Linked DNA regions of Homo sapiens: regions 1 and 2 are each linked to region 3. A link is a contact called in ENCODE Hi-C or POLR2A ChIA-PET data. All regions are on one chromosome and are shown on one strand. Each heading gives the region's core, a stretch centred on a gene start or an enhancer-like site at or near the end of the contact. The rest is flanking DNA. Distances are from core to core; before and after follow the strand shown. Region 1 has its middle 14 kb from the start of RPL3. Region 2 holds the start of ST13 (ST13 Hsp70 interacting protein). Region 3 holds the start of TNRC6B (trinucleotide repeat containing adaptor 6B).

The links. A loop is a pair of places that touch in the nucleus more often than their neighbours do. ChIA-PET counts read pairs that join two places held with the same protein, here RNA polymerase II (POLR2A). Pooled maps may share reads with other maps.
Region 1: POLR2A ChIA-PET joins it to region 3 with 11 read pairs in PC-9. The contact joins the enhancer-like site here to the promoter of TNRC6B in region 3. POLR2A ChIA-PET finds 5 or more read pairs at or near these places in 2 of 52 experiments (MCF 10A and PC-9).
Region 2: a pooled map shows a loop between it and region 3 (22-fold over the local background). The contact joins the promoter of ST13 here to the promoter of TNRC6B in region 3. A Hi-C loop is called at or near these places in 1 of 37 single-sample maps with no recorded cell type and 11 of 50 pooled maps. POLR2A ChIA-PET finds 5 or more read pairs at or near these places in 1 of 52 experiments (GM12878).

Annotation. Positions count from the first base shown.
Region 1 is chr22:39,331,217-39,335,316 of GRCh38, forward strand. No RefSeq gene overlaps it. Among named protein-coding and RNA genes, the nearest start is that of RPL3, 14 kb to the left of the region's middle. Within about 2 kb of position 1,620, at least 6 of the 41 ENCODE cell types and tissues checked have a DNase peak (open chromatin) inside an H3K27ac peak, as active enhancers do.
Region 2 is chr22:40,854,441-40,858,546 of GRCh38, forward strand. ST13 (ST13 Hsp70 interacting protein) reads right to left here and starts at 2,199. Exons shown (of 12, transcript NM_003932.5): 1 at 1,991-2,199. The coding sequence starts at 2,100. XPNPEP3 (X-prolyl aminopeptidase 3) reads left to right here and starts at 2,708. Exons shown (of 10, transcript NM_022098.4): 1 at 2,708-2,805. The coding sequence starts at 2,742. RefSeq lists enhancers at 1,927-2,696, 2,324-2,543, 2,554-3,013.
Region 3 is chr22:40,175,366-40,179,556 of GRCh38, forward strand. It overlaps TNRC6B (trinucleotide repeat containing adaptor 6B), which reads left to right and starts at 2,560. Exons shown (of 23, transcript NM_001162501.2): 1 at 2,560-2,775. The coding sequence starts at 2,771. RefSeq lists an enhancer at 2,399-2,448.

The sequences.
Region 1 (4,100 bases), core at 370-2,869, 850 kb before region 3:
AACAAACAAACAAACAAGAGTTCAGTGGAGGAAGGAACTGCAGATGGAGGAACATGCCGAGACCCAGCTCAATGTCCCTCTAGGCCCCTAGTACTGGTGGATTTTAATCAGTGGAATAAAGCGATTTAATCTGTGGTGTAAGAGCCCCCTAGCTGCCGGGTGGAGAACAGATTCAGGGTAGCTGGGATTCTCCATGCTGGCCAGCTTGGTCTCGAACTCCTGACCTCAAGTGATCCACCCGCCTCGGCCTCCCAAAGTGCTGGGATTACACGTGCCTGTAGTCCCAGCTACTTGGGAGGCTGAAGCAGGAGAATTGCTTGAACCCGGGAGACAGAGGTTGCAGCGAGCCAAGATTGCATCATTGCACTGCAGACTGGGGGACAGAGCCAGATTCCATCTCAAAAACAAAAGAAAAAAAAAAGAAAACCACATTCATCACCATCAGAGCTCGTGGGTATCCAGGTGTATTGTCAACGAGCAGTAATATTTTGAAAGAAAAACAGATGTGCTGTCATCCAGGCTTTGGTGTTCCGCTTACAGAGCACAGGCAGAGTAGACGTAGCATAATTCTTAAGGGCCTTCAGATTTTCAGAATTATCAATGAGCAGTTGGCTTCAACTTAAACTCACCAGCTATACCAACTCCTGACAAGAGAGTTAGCCTGTCATTTGAAACTTTGAAGCCAGGAATTGATTTCTCCTCTCTAGCTATGAAAGACTTCCTGGCATTTTCTTTTGATATAAAGCTGTTTCATCTACATTGAAACTCTACTGTTTAATGTAGCCACCTTCATCAACGATCTTAACTAGAACTGGATAACTTGCTGTGGCTTCTCCATGAGCACCTGCTGCTTCACCTTGCACTTTTATGTTATGGAGACAGTTTCTTTCCTTAAACTTCATGAACCAACTTCTGCTAGCTTCTGCTTTTCTTCTGCAGCTTCCTCATCTCTCTCAGCCTTCATAGAATTAAAGAGAGCTAGGGTCTAGGGCCTTGCGCTGGGTTAGTCTTTGTCTTTTTTTTTTTTTTGAGACAGAGTCTCGCTCTGTCACCCAGGCTGGAGTGCAATGACTCGCTACAACCTCTGCCTCCCGGGTTCAAGCAATTCTCCTGCCTCAGCCTCCCGAGTAGCTGGGATTACAGGCACCTACCACTACACCTGGCTAATTTTTTGTATTTTTAGTAGAGATGGGGTTTTGCCATGTTGGCCAGGCTGGTCTCAAACTCCTGACCTCAGGTGATCCTCCCGTCTCGGCCTCCCAAAGTGCTGGGATTAGAGGTGTGAGCCACCACGCCTGGCCTAGTCTTTGGTTTAAGAGAATGTTGTGGCTGGTTTGATCTTCTATCCAGACCCAACTTTCTCCATATCAGCAATAAGCCTGTTTCACTTTCTTATCATTCATGTACTCATTAGAGTGGCACTTTTAATTTCCTTTGAAAGCTTTTCCTTTGCATTCACAACTTGGCTAACTGCATAGTGGAAGAGGCCTAGTTTTCAGCGTATCTCAGTTTTTGACATGCCTTCCTCATTAAGCCTAATCATTTCCAGCTTTTGATTTAAAGCAAGAGACATGTGACACTTCCTTTCACTTGAACACTGAGAGGCCATTGTAGGGTTATTAACTGGCCTAAATCCAGCCTGTCTCGGCTGTTGGCATGCCTTCCTCACTAAGCTTAATCATTGCTAGTTTTTGATTGAAACTGAGAGACAGGACTCTTCCTTTCACTTGAACACTTAGAGGCCATTGAGCAGTTATCAGCTGGCCTAATTTCAGTACTGTTGTATCTCAAAAAATAGGGCTGCCCTAGAGAGGGAAAGAGACAGAGAAATGGTGAGTCAATAGAAGAGTCAGAACACACACATTTATCAATTAAATTCACCATCTCGGGCCGGGGGCAGTGGCTCACGCCTGTAATCCCAGGACTTTGGGAGGCCGAGGTGGGGGGATCACGAGGTGAGGAGATCGAGACCATCCTGGCTAACACGGTGAAACCCCGTCTCTACTAAAAATACAAAAAAATTAGCCGGGCGTGGTGGTGGGCACCTGTAGTCCCAGCTACTCAGGAGGCTGAGGCAGGAGAATGGCATGAACCCGGGGGGCAGAGCTTGCAGTGAGCCGAGATCGTGCCACTGCACTCCAGCCTGGGTGACAGAGTGAGACTCTGTCTCAAAAAAAAAAAAAAAAAGATGGCCTGAGACTCCTTCCACGTATTTACCTTTTAGAATTCTGATGGGCCATGTTTCTTTTTCTTCCTTTTTTTTTTTTTGAGACAGAGTCTTGTTCCATCTCCCAAGTTGTAGTACAGTGGCATGATCTCAGCTCACTGAAACCTCTGCCTCTCCCCAGTTCAAGAGATTCTCCAGCCTCAGCCTCCTGAATAGCTGGGATTACAGGCGCACGCCACCACACCCAGCTAATTTTTGTAATTTTTTAGTAGAGAAGGGGTTTCGCCATGTTGGCCAGGCTGGTCTTGAACTCCTGACCTCAGGTGATCTGCCTTCCTCGACCTCCCAAAGTGATGAGATTACAGGCGTGAGCCGCTGCACCCAGCCCCATGTTTCTAATCCACCCAGAACCTCCTGCTATGTTGTTGCTATCATCTGAATGTTTGTGTTCCCCAAAATTCATATATTGAAACCTAATCACCAGTGTGATGGTGTTGTGGTAAACTGAGGAACGGAGAGACTGATATGAGAGTACAGGAGGATTTTTTTTTTTTTTTTTTGAGATGGAGTCTCGCTCTGTCACTAGGCTGGAGTGCAGTGGCGCGATCTTGGCTCACTGCAACCTCTGCCTCCCGGGTTCAAGCAATTCTCCTGCCTCAGCCTCCCGAGTAGCTGGGACTACAGGCGAGCGCCACCACACCCGGCTAATTTTTTGTATTTTTAGTAGAGACGGGGTTTCACCGTGTTAGCCAGGATGGTCTTGATCTGAGTACAGGAGGATTGTTTATTTCAGGTACGCACCAGCTCAGTGGACTCACATCCAAAAAGCTGAGCCTAGAACAAAGACAGAGCGGGGTTTTTATAAGCTGGCTTACAAAAGTAAAACAAAAGCAGCTAATCATATGATAGGTCACATAATCTATAGCATAGCATAATTTATGGTCTTACATAGCCGGTGGCTTTGTAGCTGCATTGAAAGAAAAACAAGAACTGGCTAAATACAGACATTTGTAAAACATAATCATGCTTAAGAAACCAGGGAAAGGAGTAACAGTAAAATAATTTGTCTTTCTCTCTTTTTTTTCCTTCAACTTTGCTCTGGAGGGGAGGTGTCTGGAGCCCACTCCTTTGGCCTTGACTTCTCAAACAGTGTTATCATATAACTGTCCTTGAAGTGAGCTTGCTGTACTTTCCTTTGCTAGACAGAGGAAAACTTGTTATTTTCCTTTTAACCCTTGCCTTGCCTGTTACTTTTCTTAGAGTGAATGAATGCATATTTATTTTTAAATTTCTGCCTCAGTGGTATTGTTATGGGAAAGGGGTCCAGATCCAGGCCCCAAGAGAGGGTTCTTGGATCTTGCGCAAGAAAGAATTCAGGGTGAGTCCATAGAGTAAGGTGAAAGCAAGTTTATTAAGAAAGTAGAGGAATGGGCCGGGTGCAGAGGCTGACGCCTGTAATCCCAGCACTTTGGGAGGCCGAGGTGGGCGGATCACGAGGTCAGGAGATCGAGACCATCCCGGCTAACACAGTGAAACCCCATCTCTACTAAAAATATGAAAAATTAGCCAGGAGTGGTGGCGGGCGCCTGTAGTCCCAGCTACTCAGGAGGCTGAGGCAGGAGAATGGCCAGAACCCGGGAGGCAGAGCTTGCAGTGAGCCGAGATCACACCACTGCACTCCAGCCTGGGCGACCAAGCGAGACTCCTTCTCAAAAAAAAAAAAAGAAAGAAAGAAAGTAGAGGAATAACAGAATAGCTACACCATAGACAGAGTAGGGCTGCTGATTGCCCATTTTTATGGTTATTTCTTAATTATATGCTAAACAAGGGGTAGATTATTCATGCCTCCCCTTTTTAAATTTTTTTTTATTTTTTACTTTTTATTTATTTATTTAAGATGGAGTTTTGCTCTTTCACCCAGGCTGGAGTGAAA
Region 2 (4,106 bases), core at 949-3,448, 680 kb after region 3:
GAAAGAAAAACTGGAATTACCTATGTTAAAATAAGGTATATGACTATTTCTTGTTTTTGTTTGGGAGATAGTAGTGCCTGACAAATATTTTGCAAACCTTAAAGTGGAATTCTCTACATAGGCACAATCACTCCAGCACAAGTCAGGAGGACACTGTTCTTACACATGCTTTTAATTTGTTCTTCTGTGTCTCCTCTTCCTCACTAGTAAGAATGAAACAAAAACATTGTATCCACTTAATGTAAAGTGGAGCCAGCTCTTGGAGCCGGCTATTTTCTTCCTGTGATACTTGTCTACGTTACCTGGAATTTTAGAAAGAATTTATTAACTGCAGGTTCTTTCCTATAATTAGGATAAAAGCATACAAATATCTTAAGGCTTTTGGATCATCAAGCTGTTCAATAGAGAAAACGACTAAAACCTAGCCCTCAATTCCTAATCCTGACATTTCCCGGTTGAGGAGTTTGCAAAATAGACTTCTTACCAATATTCATAAAGTTACTATTAACATAGTAATATTAAATGGTCTCAGAATTTCACATATAAGTAAGTCTTCCAGTAGTTAGACAATTGGTGGGGAGCTAAAAATTGAAAAACTTCTTAGAGGAAAAAAATACAACATACAACGCTGACAGATTGTAACGAGTTTTTTCCTTAGAACCAGATTGTTGTTAAGAAATATTCTTTGAGCTATTTGGTAATCATGAGCTCATCTTCCCACACAAAAATATCACGCTGGGTGAAGTGGCTCACGCCTGTAATACCACCACTTTGGGAGGCGGGGGAGTCCCTTGAGGCCAGGAGTTCAAGACAAGCCTGGGCAACTTAATGGGACCCCCATCTCTACAAAAAAATTAAATTAGCCAAGTATGGTGGCTCGATCCCGCACTGCTAGCCACCTGGGAGACTGATGCAGGAGGATCGCTTGTGCCCAGGAATTGGAGGCTGCAGTGATCCCGCCACTGTATGCGGCCTGGACAATACAGCCAAACCCTGTCTCTAAAAGACAAAAGTCACTAAACACATAACGTTCACAGCAGCACCTCTTAGGAGTCGCAATGGTCTGCATAGTTGCTATTTATCCCTGTTTAGTGCAATTTGTATGTCATCTTTTCAGTTCCCCATTAGTAATAATTTTTTAAAAAGTCATCTTAGGGAAGACTTCCCTGTCACTTTTTCTCTTCGGTGCTCCTTCAACACATAAAATGCTAATTACTATTATATAGTAAATATCAAAACGAACTTTTCTATTTATTCGTCTAAATAGACAGTACTTATACTGTTTCCTAGCACCAGGCACAATGCCTTGTCAATTAACTCCTTGCACGTAGCGAAGTACTCTACAGTTAAAGACAACAAGATTATATCCTGGAAACATGCCAGGCCTTAAGAAATTATTTTTCTCAGACGTGTTTGGAGTGATAACACTGCCAAGTAACGGAGGTATAATAAGTGATTCTCAAGATAATTAATCCTACGCAGCTACAAACGCTGTAAGGTAAAAACAATCATTTTTACAGTTATCATTTTTATTCTTACTAGTTTTGTAACTTTTAACTTACTAGTGTTATATTATTATAACACGACGTAAAGGAATAGTGCGTAAAGGAACTGCTATGTACCAATGAGACCTGAGCAGGGCACACAAGACTGAAAGAAAAACAACCCCACGCAAAATCTAAGTCTTGCAGTTTTCACTCCTCGCGTCTCCAGTGTCCACGCATCCGCAGTCCTGTTTTTGTATTTCGCCCAAGATACACCCCTGGGCAACCTCAGGGTGCGAGGAACCCAGCTCTGCCTCCTGCTCCCCGCGGCTCCTGTACTACCCAAGGCTCGCGATCTTCCATGACCCCTCGAAGTTGCCTCCCTTTCCCGGGCAAAGAAGGGGCAGCGACCCCGCCTCGCCCGCCGGACCGAGCCAGGTCCAGCCTGGCTCCCCCCTGGGGCCGTGCTTCCCCCGCCCCCAACGGTCCTCAGGCCTGGGTCTCACCTCTCCACCCACTCCCTCAGGAAGCGCATTTCCTCGGTGTGCAGAACGCTCGGATCCTGCTTACACATTTTCACAAAGGCCCGAAGCTCGTTCACTTTGCGGGGGTCCATGGTAGGGAGGTGGTGGGCGAAACTGGGGGGGCTACGGCCCGGTTCCAGGCCCAGGCGCTGGCTCGGCGTGACCGCGCAGAAGGGGGCGGCTGCCGCAAGACAGAACAGACTAGAACCTCCCCGGCCGCTGGCTCCTCCCACCCAACGGTCTCGTGACCTCGGGTCCTCCGCCTGCTCATTCCTACTCCCTCTGCGCTGCTCCTGCGCGCTCCCTAGAATCTTCTAGAAGCGTGGCTGTTCGTGCTGTTGCCTGCCTCCCTGCGCATACATTCTCATATTCTTAACTAGGAACCAGCTCCCTGGATGGGGCAACCCCAGAAATGGGCGACTTCAAGGAGGCGGGAGATAACATCCCCTCCAGGGGGCGACGTCCAAGAGCATATTGTGTGGCTGCGTGCACTGAGTAGAGCTCAACGCCCGGGACCTAAAAAAAAAAAAAAAAAAGGGCGTGGAGCCGGAGGGTCGGTCCCAGCTCGGGGCATGACGTCACAACCTGCGCCGCCGCGCAAGGAAGGCCCGCGAGCCGCCTCCGCCGGAAGGGGAGGTGCGGCTGGCCCGGTTTCCTGGCGACGCGGCCCTGCAGGCGGTTGCGTTCCCCGTCGTTACCCTCTTTCTCTTCCCGACGCGTGAGTTAGGCCGTAATGCCTTGGCTGCTCTCAGCCCCCAAGCTGGTTCCCGCTGTAGCAAACGTCCGCGGCCTCTCAGGTTAGACTCTTCTCCCACGGTCTCCTCCCATGGTGTCCCCTGGAGGGACCCAAGTTGGTCTCAGGCGATCCCTGGTTCGGCTGACCCTTCTCCTGGTGGGGCCTCCGCTCCCCAACCCTCTGTGCTCCGCGGATTTCTTCTATACCGGCTGCTCCTGGAAAGGGGTGGGCCCAGTGTGTTCTCTACCGTTGAGGTATTTTGTGAAGCCGAAATGACTGCAGAGAGAAAAGTGTGCCATCCCCCAGAGGGGCTGTCTTCCAAGTTACTCGGACTCCGAAGTTGTGGCAATTATCACACTTAAGTGACAAAGTGTCTCACATCAAGTAGCTCTTGTTTCTGTTAGGCGTGAGAGCTTGCTCCAGAATATACACGAAGCATGTTTAGTAACAAATTCTTTCAGCAGCTCCTCTTAGGAGAGGTAACTGTTTCGAAATACTTCTGGGGCGTTCTGTGTCTGAAAGTCCTGTTTGCAAAGACAAGACGAAGGATAAGGAGAATAATTTTTTGTAGGGTGTCCTCTATTGCGAGCAATTAATCTGATGAACATAAAGCTTAATCAGTGAAAACTGAATCACCTTCCTTGCAGGCGGATCTGCCATTGGATCGTATTTCAGTTTTTTGGGTCAATATATGAACAATGTGTGAACCAGAACGTATGGTATTTGACATCAAAGCTATGTCTTGGCATATGTTTATGTTGATATACTTGAATTCATTTAAAATGGAATGTTAATTACATCGACTTCTTACTATAAAAAATAAAAAGTTATTGTCCAGTGCACAGAACTTGTTCTTCAGTTCTCATAGTAAAGCTGCAGAAAGACAACTCTCCGTGGGATTAGGTGAAAAGAAAGATGTGCAATTTTTCAGTCTTTTTTTGAGACAGGCTCTCATTCTGTTGCTCAGACTGGAGTGCAGTGGCAATCTCTGCTCATTTGCAACCTCTGCCTCCTGAGTTCAAGCAATTCTCGTGCCTCAGCCTCCCGAGGTAGCTGGGATTATAGGCGTGTGCCACCACGCCTGGCTAATTTTTGTAATTGTAGTAGAAACCAGGTTTTGCCACGTTGGCCAAGCTGATCTCGAACTCCTGGCCTCAAGCGATCCACCCTCCTCTCTGAGCCACCGCCCCAGGCCTGGAATTTGCTTTTATTTGAAAGGCTCTCCCCAGCCTGACTAAAGGAGCCATACTACCAGAAGGAACACTTGCAAAGGCACAGAACTCTAAAACGGAGTGGCCAGCACTAAGCGTTGCAATCGTTTAGTATGGCTGGAGAAGCTTTTTTTTTTTTTTTTTTTTTTTT
Region 3 (4,191 bases), core at 1,310-3,809:
ATATATATGTTTTCAGCATATTATTTGAAATTAGAACCAATATTTTATTTAAAATATGTTTGTTCTGTTTCCAAACTTTTCATGCAGTTTGCTATTTAACACTTACAAGGCAACACATATAAATATTTGTATACAATAATATTCTACACTGGGGAATGGAGACTTAGCAAAGTTCAGTTTCATAAAGAAAGCATGTCCATCACAAATTAAAACAAGGTGGATGTTCAGTCTCCACACATTTTTACAAATCGAGCCAGCTACAAGCAAGTAGGCTTTCAGTAACTCATCTGGAAGGTATTGGAAGGATAAAAATAGACTAAATAATCAGAATTTCCATTCTAGTAGTTTCCTGCTTTTTCCTGCATCTCAATTGTCAGTGCAGGGCCTGGCTATTTCACTCAGTGCTAGGCAAAGACAGTGGAAGCTTGTTAAGCCACAGCTATTCAGGCTACCAGATTGTCCAGGCATTGGCCTTTGCCTGCCATGAAACAGCTCCTTTCCTGTCGTCATATCTGAGTGGAAAGAGCAAAGGCGGGAGACTGTATAAAGACCCAGAAGCCAGGATGACAACAAGTGTTGTGGGATTTTACAAGCATTCGTAGGTTCCTTTTCAAGGAAAGCCGGGTTTCTAGAATCCATCAGTTGTCTGCTGGCTGGCATGGCAGCCTAGTTTATGGGAGAAGCACACTAGGGAATCCTCCCTTTTCTGGCTTATAGAGATAGGTGGAGTCGATAGTCACAGGGCATTCTCATGCACTTTTTTTTTTTTTTTTTTTGAGATGGAGTTTCACTCTTGCTGCCCAGTCTGGAGTGCAATGGCGCGATCTCGGCTCACCACAACCTCCGCCTCCCGGGTTCAAGCGATTCTCCTGCTAAGCTCAGCCTCCCTAGTAGCTGGGATTACAGGCATGTGCCACCACGCTGGCTAATTTTGTATTTTTAGTAGAGACGGGGTTTCTCCATGCTGGTCAGGCTGGTCTCGAACTCCCGACCTCAGGTGATCTGCCTGCCTCGGCCTCCCAAAGTGCTGGGATTACAGGTATGAGCCACCGCACCCGGCCTCATGCGCTTTTTACCATTTTAGTTACTTTCTTTCCTGAAGCCGTCCTTAAAACATAGATGAATGCGAGTTTCTGGGAACTATGTGACCCTCATTCCCCTACATTTTTTATATTCAGGTGGCAGATTTCCTCCTACTCAGCCCAGCCCTTCTGAATAGGGTCCAAGTCATTGATTTATTCATTTATTTACCTCCTATGTGGTGTTTGGTGTGGAGCCTCACAGAGCAGTGAAGACGTGGTGTTTTTCCTTATACAGTTTACAGTCTCCTGGGGAAGACTAATGTTAAGCACATTCTTTCATAAATTGCAATTATGACCATTGCTCTGAAGAAGTAGTAAAGGATATTATGGGAGTGTTAACAGGAGGGCCTGGTCTGGACTGCGAGGGTCAAGAAGCCTTCCCAGGGTGGAGGCGAACTTTTGAGATGGCCAGGAAAAGATGAACAGAACTACTCAAAGAAGCCAAGTGCAGAGTTTCAGAGGTGAAAGAAACCAAAGATACCATCTAGGGAAGCCCAATCTCCGCCGGCTACCAATGAGAAAACGGAGGCCAGGCAGGGTGGGAGGATGGGTAAGGGACTTACTTACTTGCTGTTAGCAGTGAAGTTACACGGCCTGTGAGCCGCGGGGGCTGGAGATGCAAACCGAGCTTGGGTTTCTTAAGTGGGTAGGAGTGGAGATGTATATGCGAAGGAGAAGGGATTAGGAGTGGTGGAAACCAGGTAGGTTTTAATTTAGTGCCTAGGCTCCCTCAGCTGCAGAGCTACCTCCTGCGGTGGGGGAGGGGATTAAAGATGACTCAGACCTGCCCTAGCCCAGAGAAACTCCGTTTGCAGTGCTGAAGCATAGTTTTTATTTGGGTTTGGGGGAGGAGGTACTGAACACACATACAGGCAAAACAATAAGTGTAGAGTTCAGAATTGGGAAACCAGTCCCTCTTCTGCAGCTGTTCAGCTGTGTGATTTGGGATAAGTCACTTAACCTTTCTGAATTGCAGTTCAGTTTATACTTTTGTGCGTTTCTTTCAGTCTTTTTCTATACATTTTAGGAGTTTCTTAGAGATCAGTCGTGCCCTGTATTTCACCTCATTCTTTCAAAGCTAAAGCCTCTTGTTTGGTAGAGCTGTGTTTCAGCCCCTTTTACAGAGCAGTTTGCCAGCCTGTGCTTGCCCAAACATCTAGAGAATAACTAGCAAGCGAGCCAGGAGAAGATCCAGGAGCTGTAAGAATCGTTAGCAACTGAGCATATTTCTATAAACCAATAAAGGTTTTTCTGTTTTGTTCATCTGTTACCCTTATGCTGTTGCCACTTTCACATGCAGTGTCTGTAGGCGGAGAGTATGAGATAACAGCATTTCACAAATGAAAGTGAGTGGAAAAGGGCTGCTTCCCCTTTAAGGCAGTCTCAGCTCCAGCTCCCTCCCCTTTCCTGATTGACAAACCTACCCGAAGTCACATGATCTGCCTCTATTTGAAGGTCACAAAAAGCTGCTTCCTTTAGAGACAGAGAGGGAGAGAGAGAGCAAGAGGGAGAGTGTGTGAGAGAGAGTTAGTTCAAGCCAAAATGGCCGACAGAGTCTCTGCTGGTTTCTGAATATTTAAAATACAAAAAAACAGATAGACAAAAAGAATTCATTTTTTGGACCTTTTTTCATTTCCATTTCTACCTTGTATGCCTCAATTTGCTGGATTTAAGCACTGCTGCACTTTATGAGGTTGGTAAATATTTTCAATTTTTTTTAACCAATTGATTTATATGGATCTTGTCTAACCGTTTTCACTGGTGGTGTTGCAAATCGACATTTGTCTAGCATGGAGACTGGCTTCAGACATTTCGTGGATCTGTGTAAATCAGACCCGTGATGTACTTTGGTTCGGCATTTTAGAAATGGAAAAGACGTGGTAAAATATTTAGATTTTGAAGTGATTTAATTGCACTTTTAATGTATATGCAGATTTTCATCATCGTTTCTATCTTGCAATAAATGAAGCTGCGAGTAATTGGAAATTTGCTATTTAGAAAGAGGTTTTTAAAAAACACAGACCTCCCCCTCCCCCCTTAAATCTGCTGCAAAAATTTGCATAAATATAAATGGGTTTGCATTCTTTCGGCTGCTAAGGCCGACAAAGGATCTGGGAGGGCAAGCCCTAGAACGGGAAAGCCTTTTTCTATCTTTTTATTTTTTAAACTGGGCCCTCCTTCCTAGAGAGATGTAAAACCTAAAGTAAGACCTAATACATTTTAAACATCAGGTTGGGGGCGGGTGAACACCAGGAGGTTTGGGGTTTGTAGATTCCCCTGCTTGAAAACCTCCCAAGCAATATGTGGCTCACCCCTCTCCTTTCTGCGCGCGCTCATTTGCACTGGGTCTCTGTGTGTGTTCTCAAATGTGCAGCCAGATGCGCTTTTATTTTGATCCTGGATTCAACCAAAGGGTAGGACTATGTTGTAAACATGGTGTTTTAAAGATATGAACAGCTATTCACCGCGATTAGAAATTATTTCTTTATCAGTTCTCCCTGTGTATTAGCCTTCTTCATTCCTCACGAAATAAAATTTTTGTTTAATTTTACACAGATGCAAAACTGAGTTTTTCAGCATAAATTCATCGTGTGAGTGTGTGGTTGCCTGTTTCGGCCATGTATCCACTGCGAAGTGGTCATTTAGGGTCACATGTATAAGTAGCAGTCTATGTGATTGTTAGTAACCCCTGAAGCTGTGCAGTGCCTGAAGTTAAATTCCATTACTCCTAATGCAGGATTCTGGAAGCCTGAGAGCAGGGAGGAAAGAAAGCTGAAAACTTGCTTTCTCAGAGCCTCCTCCCCCTATCATTGTGAGAGTGTGATGTAATGCTTCTCGGTCTGGTGGGCTGAAAGGATTGTAGTTTGTGATGTGGCGGGTAAATTGCCCCCACCCCTGGGTAAATTACTCCACCCCCCTGAGCACATCCCTGGCTCTGAGAGGCCTTGTTTTCTTTTCTCTTTTTTTCCTAATTTGTATCCTCCTGATTTATGCTGTGGCATATTGGCATGAGAAAGAGACTGTTCTTCTAAATCTGTTACAAAGTATAGTTTAGAAAAGGCATTTAAAATATGCAAATGGGTTGAATTGTCATATCCCCATCATTAAA